2 separate regions of the Homo sapiens genome follow, and region 1 is linked to region 2. A link is a loop called in an ENCODE intact Hi-C map of the cell type or tissue named here. Cell type or tissue: IMR-90. All regions are shown on one strand. Each heading gives the region's core, and the rest is flanking DNA. Links, peaks and the distances in the headings are about the cores only. Region 1 overlaps AP2A1 (adaptor related protein complex 2 subunit alpha 1). Region 2 holds the start of ADM5 (adrenomedullin 5 (putative)).

Region 1 (3,004 bases), core at 211-2,710, 110 kb after region 2:
CCCCTGTCTGGTGCCTGGGGAGGGCCACTCCCCTCCAGCAGCTTGGGGTCCTGGGACGGGTCCATCCTAGGGAGGGGCACCTCTCGAGGGGGTTTCTGGGAGAGGGCAGTGGAACCTGGCCCCGCTGACACCCACTCCTGCACACAGCCCCCCAGTGCAGTTCTCCCTGCTCCACTCCAAGTTCCATCTGTGCAGCGTGGCCACGCGGGCGCTGCTGCTGTCCACCTACATCAAGTTCATCAACCTCTTCCCCGAGACCAAGGCCACCATCCAGGGCGTCCTGCGGGCCGGCTCCCAGCTGCGCAATGCTGACGTGGAGCTGCAGCAGCGAGCCGTGGAGTACCTCACCCTCAGCTCAGTGGCCAGCACCGACGTCCTGGTCAGAGCCCTGTCCCCCCACCCCACCCCTCTTGCACACCCCCTTCCCGCCCTCCCCTCCTCCTGACCCGAACTGACCTTCCCCACCCCGACCGCGCCAGGCCACGGTGCTGGAGGAGATGCCGCCCTTCCCCGAGCGCGAGTCGTCCATCCTGGCCAAGCTGAAACGCAAGAAGGGGCCAGGGGCCGGCAGCGCCCTGGACGATGGCCGGAGGGACCCCAGCAGCAACGACATCAACGGGGGCATGGAGCCCACCCCCAGCACTGTGGTGAGTCCCCTGGGGTGGGCCCTGCCAGGGTGCCTGGGGCTGGGTCCTGCCGGGCGCCGCCTGTCCTCACCGTGACCTGCGCTTCCTACAGTCGACGCCCTCGCCCTCCGCCGACCTCCTGGGGCTGCGGGCAGCCCCTCCCCCGGCAGCACCCCCGGCTTCTGCAGGAGCAGGGAACCTTCTGGTGGACGTCTTCGATGGCCCGGCCGCCCAGCCCAGCCTGGGGCCCACCCCCGAGGAGGCCTTCCTCAGGTAGCACCCCCTGGGCCCGGGCCCCTTCTCGCGGCCACCCCCAGGGCTGTCCCTTCTCGGCCTCTGTCCCCGTTTTCCCTGAGCCCCTCCCCCGCCCCCGACTCGCTCCTCTCTCCATCCTGATGCCTTCGCCAGCCCTGGCTGCTGCCTCCCCTGCCCCAGCCTCCCTGCTCACGCCCTCCCTCTGCCACTCTGGACTCCGCCGACCCTGGCCACCCTTCGTTGTCTCCTTTCCTGTCACCGTTTCTCAGCCTGCTCTTCCTTTTCTCCTTCTCTCCTTCCCTCTTCCGTCCCTCCCTCTCTGTCTCTCTTCTGCCCTCTCGCTGCCTATGTGGAATTGGCTGCCTGCCACGCCTGTCTTCTCTTGTCTGCTCTGGGATTGGATGGCTCAGCGAGCTGGAGCCGCCTGCCCCCGAGAGCCCCATGGCTTTGCTGGCTGACCCAGCTCCAGCTGCTGAGTAAGGGGTGGCCTGGGGTGGGAGGTCGGTCGGGGGGGCGGACTCGGGTGTCCCCAGGGAGAGTTAGGGGACTGGGAGCCCTCGTCAACGGGTTCCTGATGAGCAGCAGAGGCAGGGACTTGGAGGAAAGGGAAACTTGGTGTCTGCCGATGCGGGGGCACGGGCCAGGGTTCTATTCCCATTGGAGGCCACTGCTGGATGGATGCGAGGTTCCTCGAGGCTCTGTGAGGGGTCTGGATATGTGGTTCTGGGGTTCTGTCCTTAGGGCTTGTTCTCGCACTCAATCGCTCTGGGCCTTTGCCCCTCCCCACCAAGTTCCTTCCCATCTCACTCTGCTCCATGCCTCCAGCCCAGGTCCTGAGGACATCGGCCCTCCCATTCCGGAAGCCGATGAGTTGCTGAATAAGTGAGTCCTGGGAGTGGTGGGGGAGGGGAACGGGACAGGTGCGGAGCCCAGGCCAGGTGCAGACAGGCACCCCCGTCATCTTGCGCCCCCTGCCCCCTCAGGTTTGTGTGTAAGAACAACGGGGTCCTGTTCGAGAACCAGCTGCTGCAGATCGGAGTCAAGTCAGAGTTCCGACAGAACCTGGGTGTGTCCCGGGGGACTGTGGGAATGGGTCGGAGGGAGACCTTGGGGAAGGGGTCAGAGGGACTCAGATGGAGCTCTGCCTCCCCCACCTACTGCAGGCCGCATGTATCTCTTCTATGGCAACAAGACCTCGGTGCAGTTCCAGAATTTCTCACCCACTGTGGTTCACCCGGGAGACCTCCAGACTCATATCCTCTCAGGCCCGGCCCAGCCTCCTGCCTCTCCACGTCGGCCTTCCTCACCGTGGGGAAGCCGGCTGACCCAGGTCCACACTTCTCTTCAGCCTCTCTTGGGCACGCAATTAGTTCTCTGAGATTGAGTGTCTGCATCTGTTAAGATGGGGGTGGGATTCCTTCCCCCAGGACAGGGGATGACAGTGAAGTGGTGTGTGGGAGGCTTTACTTCCAGAACTCCACCTGCTCCAGGCCTCATTTTGTCCCTGTCTGGCACCTTCCGTGTCCTGCCATCGTCCTCCACTGGGCTCCATGTCATGATGCCAGCACCGCCTGCACTCAGGAGCCAGGCCTGCGGGTCCAGACGCTGATCAGGCCTGATCTGGGCTGAGTCACTTTGCCTCTCTGGGCTCTCCTGTCCCCGCTGTGAAGTGTATGTAGACCCTCCTCTTCCTCATAGGGTTATTGTGAAGATCAGAGTGTCTGGAAAACCCTGGAAGGGCGGCTGGAGGTATCAGTCCCCCCTGCCCGTTCTCTGGGCCTCCATTGCCACATTCATGAAATTAGAAAAGCTCGACCTGAAAACTCCTTCTGGCCGGGCATGGGGGCTCACACCTGTAATCCCAGCACTGGCAGGCTGAGGCCAGTGGATCATTTGAGGTCAGGAGTTCAAGACCAGCCTGGCCAACATGGTGAAACCCCATCTCCACTAAAAATACAAAAATCAGCTGGGTGGTAGTGGCACGCGACTGTAATCCCAGCTACTCAGGAGGCTGAGACAGGAGAATCGCTTGAGCCTGGGAGGTGGTGGTTGTGGTGAGCCGAGATTGTACCACTACACTCCAGTCTGGGCGACAGTCTCAAAAAAAAGAAAAAGAAAAGAAA
Region 2 (2,744 bases), core at 245-2,744:
ACTGTGTTTTTCATAACTTATGTTTTTATATGGTTGCATTTACGCCAATAAATCCTCAGCTGGGGTCTGGCTTTGTTTCCTGGGGGCAAAGGAGGTTTGGGGTTCCTTTCGCAGGTACTGCAGTGCCAGCCTCAGCAGTGGGGGGACCGGCCTTGGCACCTGCTGGTGGCTGCCATTCTGTGGATCTGCGTCTCCCGTCCCCCGTCTCTAGGCCTCTTGCTCCCCTTCCTTGGTTCCTTCTCGGGGTCCCTGTCCTCCACAGCTGTCTCTCAGGGTCTTTGTCCAACTCTTTTCATCCCTCTCCTGGGTCTGCGCCCCTCCCCTCTGCGGTACCCGTGTCCTGCCTAGTAGGGGATGGGGGTGGCTTTCCAGCACAGCCAGCCCTCAAGTTTCCCAGAACAGTCTCCCCACCTCCCCCCAACACTCGACATTGTTCCTCTCTGGCTGTTTTTTCCTGTTCGGGTCCCTTCAAGGCCCAACTGTGCCCAGCCCTCTGCAGCTGGGGACACTGAGTGGGTTGGGGGTGTATGTTTGCAAGGATAGAATTTCTCATGGGGGAGTGGCCCTGCTTCCTCCCCTAGAATGGCTTGGGGCTTAGGGCTGGGGACTTGCCCTCCATGGAGGTCAGTGGGAGTTGCAGCTGTAAGGTGGCAGGGCCTACCCATCTTACAGAGGTGAAGACGAGGTCCCTCTGCCTCTGCTGCAGACATGGCGTCTGCACCCACCCTTCCACCCTCAGGGCCTGGCCACGGGGTCCTGGGTCCCCCACAATACTGTGCACTCGACCTGGTTGACCCAGGACACCCTCCTCGTTGAACAGCCCTGGCTACACCTGCTTCAGTGCAACTGGAGCCCTCACCGGCGAGTGCCTGACACCTCGGCCTTTTCTCTTCCGGAGGGGCGCTCCTCAGTGTGTTTGGGGTCTCCCTCGCTCCACGCCCTCCAGGGGGCCGCATGTGCACTTGCCCTGCATTGCCTGGCCCCCGAGGTTCCAGGGTCCCAACTGTCTACTAACCGGCTTCCCGACAGGGTGAGGGTGAGGTCGCATCTACAACCAGAGCCAGCGCTTCCCCGCCGCCACCCCTTTTCTTGGAATCCCGCTGCTTAGCTACCTGCGGGTGTCATTGGCCCCGCCCCATTTCCCCACGCTTTGAAGGGGGCGAGTCTCCACAGACCTCCTAGGGGGATAGACAGCAGCTGGTGTGACCCCACACACCCAGTGAGGTCTCTGGAGCCGCGGTGCGGGAAGCGGGGACCCGGGTTTGAATCCTGCCCCTCTGGTGTGGTGCGGCCTCTTCCCACAGACTTTTGGCCTCAGTGTTCCCCGCCTGGGAAGTGGGGACTGGCCCTGGTACCTGGCTCCAGAGCTGCACCCAGAGGCGATCAGCCCGGTGCGGGAACGGGGCGGGGTGGCCGCAACTACGGGCCACGGATCCTGACCCGCCCTGCCCACGATGACTATCCACATCCTCATCCTGCTGTTGCTCCTCGCCTTCTCCGCCCAAGGGGACCTGGACACTGCAGCCAGGTGAGAAACCCGGGTGGCAGCAGGGACAGGGCGGGAGGGAGACCGTAAAGGGCGAGCGCCCTCTCCCGGCCGCGGAACGGGCAGGTGATCTGTAAGCCTCCCCGCTGGTCTTGGAGTGCTTGGGTGCCCACCTCCATCACGCTCCATCTCTCAATTCGGTTTGAACCCGGTTTTCTCCCACGCTCCCTCTCCAGGCGAGGCCAGCACCAGGTCCCCCAGCACCGCGGGCACGTCTGCTACCTGGGCGTATGCCGGACCCACCGCCTGGCGGAGATCATATACTGGATTCGCTGTCTCCACCAAGGAGCCCTCGGGGAAGGCCAGCCACGAGCCCCAGGACCCCTACAGCTATGGGCGCCGCCGGTGGCGCGAGGCGGAAGCCCGGCTCGGTTCCCAGGATTCCGGCCTGCAGCGAGGGGGCTAGCGCAGTGCCCAGCTCGCTGGGTGACCTCGGGCACGGCTCGTCCCCTCCTCGGCTTCAGTTTGCCTATCTGTATGTTGGAGCTTCTACTCCACATTTCTTCTCCCCTAACTCCAGCCCCTGAAACCGTCTTCCCCAGTCCCTCCCCGGGCTGCGACTAGGTTGGACCTAGAAGCACACGGGACCAGGCTGGGCGAAGAACACTGACGCCCAGAGCCGAATAAACAAGAGTTCCGTGTTTCAGTCTCTGCTTCTCTGTACCTATTTCGACCTCTCAGTCGAGGCTGGGTCTCTAATATACCTTTCTCTATTAGCCATGCTGCTTCTCCCTCACGGAAGTCCCACTGTCTACCTTGAATCCAACCCGCTGTGGCGCCTTTCTTGCCAACTCAATCCATGCACCTTCCGTGGGTGGTTTTGGCGGGCCGTCCTGACCCCCAAACATCCCTCCTCCCTCCCTGGCGTGAAAGGGCTGAGATTTGCTCCGGCACCCTACGCGCCTGACGTTATAATGCACCTGGGGTGGGCTGCGACCTCCCAGCTGAGCCTTGTTCCTCGAAGAGACAGGAGACTAAGAGACAATGAGCTGAGTGAGGAGCCCAGGAACCCGGGTTCCGAACAGCTGCGTAGAATGCGAGCGGCCAAATGGTGGAGAATCTGGCCGGGTAAAAGGAGACGGAGGACTGGGGATCGAACGGATGTAGGGGATTGGACGCCGTGGCTCGAAGGGGGCGGGGATAGAACGCGGGGATTGGAAGGAGGCGGGGATAAAACCCGGGACCTGAATACCCGGCT

What was found. Hi-C counts contacts between places; a loop is a spot of excess contacts. Peaks named below come from ENCODE experiments on the same cell type or tissue, not always from the same donor. Only the 100,000 strongest peaks of a DNase experiment are listed, where the experiment ranks them.
Region 1: it touches region 2 in a loop (4-fold over the local background); 16 of 110 quality-filtered maps call a loop at or near these places.

Annotation. Positions count from the first base shown.
Region 1 is chr19:49,801,243-49,804,246 of GRCh38, forward strand. It overlaps AP2A1 (adaptor related protein complex 2 subunit alpha 1), which reads left to right. Exons shown (of 23, transcript NM_130787.3): 13 at 148-379; 14 at 480-647; 15 at 739-899; 16 at 1,707-1,763; 17 at 1,865-1,947; 18 at 2,045-2,134. Among named protein-coding and RNA genes, the nearest start is that of FUZ, 11 kb to the right of the region's middle. RefSeq lists enhancers at 1,316-1,831, 1,832-2,345. In IMR-90, for the core only: a CTCF peak has its summit at 1,228; a DNase peak (open chromatin) is centred at 1,249; H3K4me3 peaks cover 549 bases; H3K27ac peaks cover 395 bases.
Region 2 is chr19:49,688,384-49,691,127 of GRCh38, forward strand. It overlaps ADM5 (adrenomedullin 5 (putative)), which reads left to right and starts at 1,211. Exons shown (of 2, transcript NM_001101340.2): 1 at 1,211-1,528; 2 at 1,723-2,192. The coding sequence starts at 1,455. The coding sequence ends at 2,110. It overlaps CPT1C (carnitine palmitoyltransferase 1C), which reads left to right and starts at 2,733. Exons shown (of 20, transcript NM_001199753.2): 1 at 2,733-2,744. PRMT1 (protein arginine methyltransferase 1) reads left to right here. Exons shown (of 11, transcript NM_001536.6): 11 at 1-64. RefSeq lists an enhancer at 1-292 and a silencer at 1,601-1,670. In IMR-90, for the core only: a CTCF peak has its summit at 1,617 (motif pointing left); a DNase peak (open chromatin) is centred at 2,658; H3K4me3 peaks cover 865 bases; H3K27ac peaks cover 331 bases.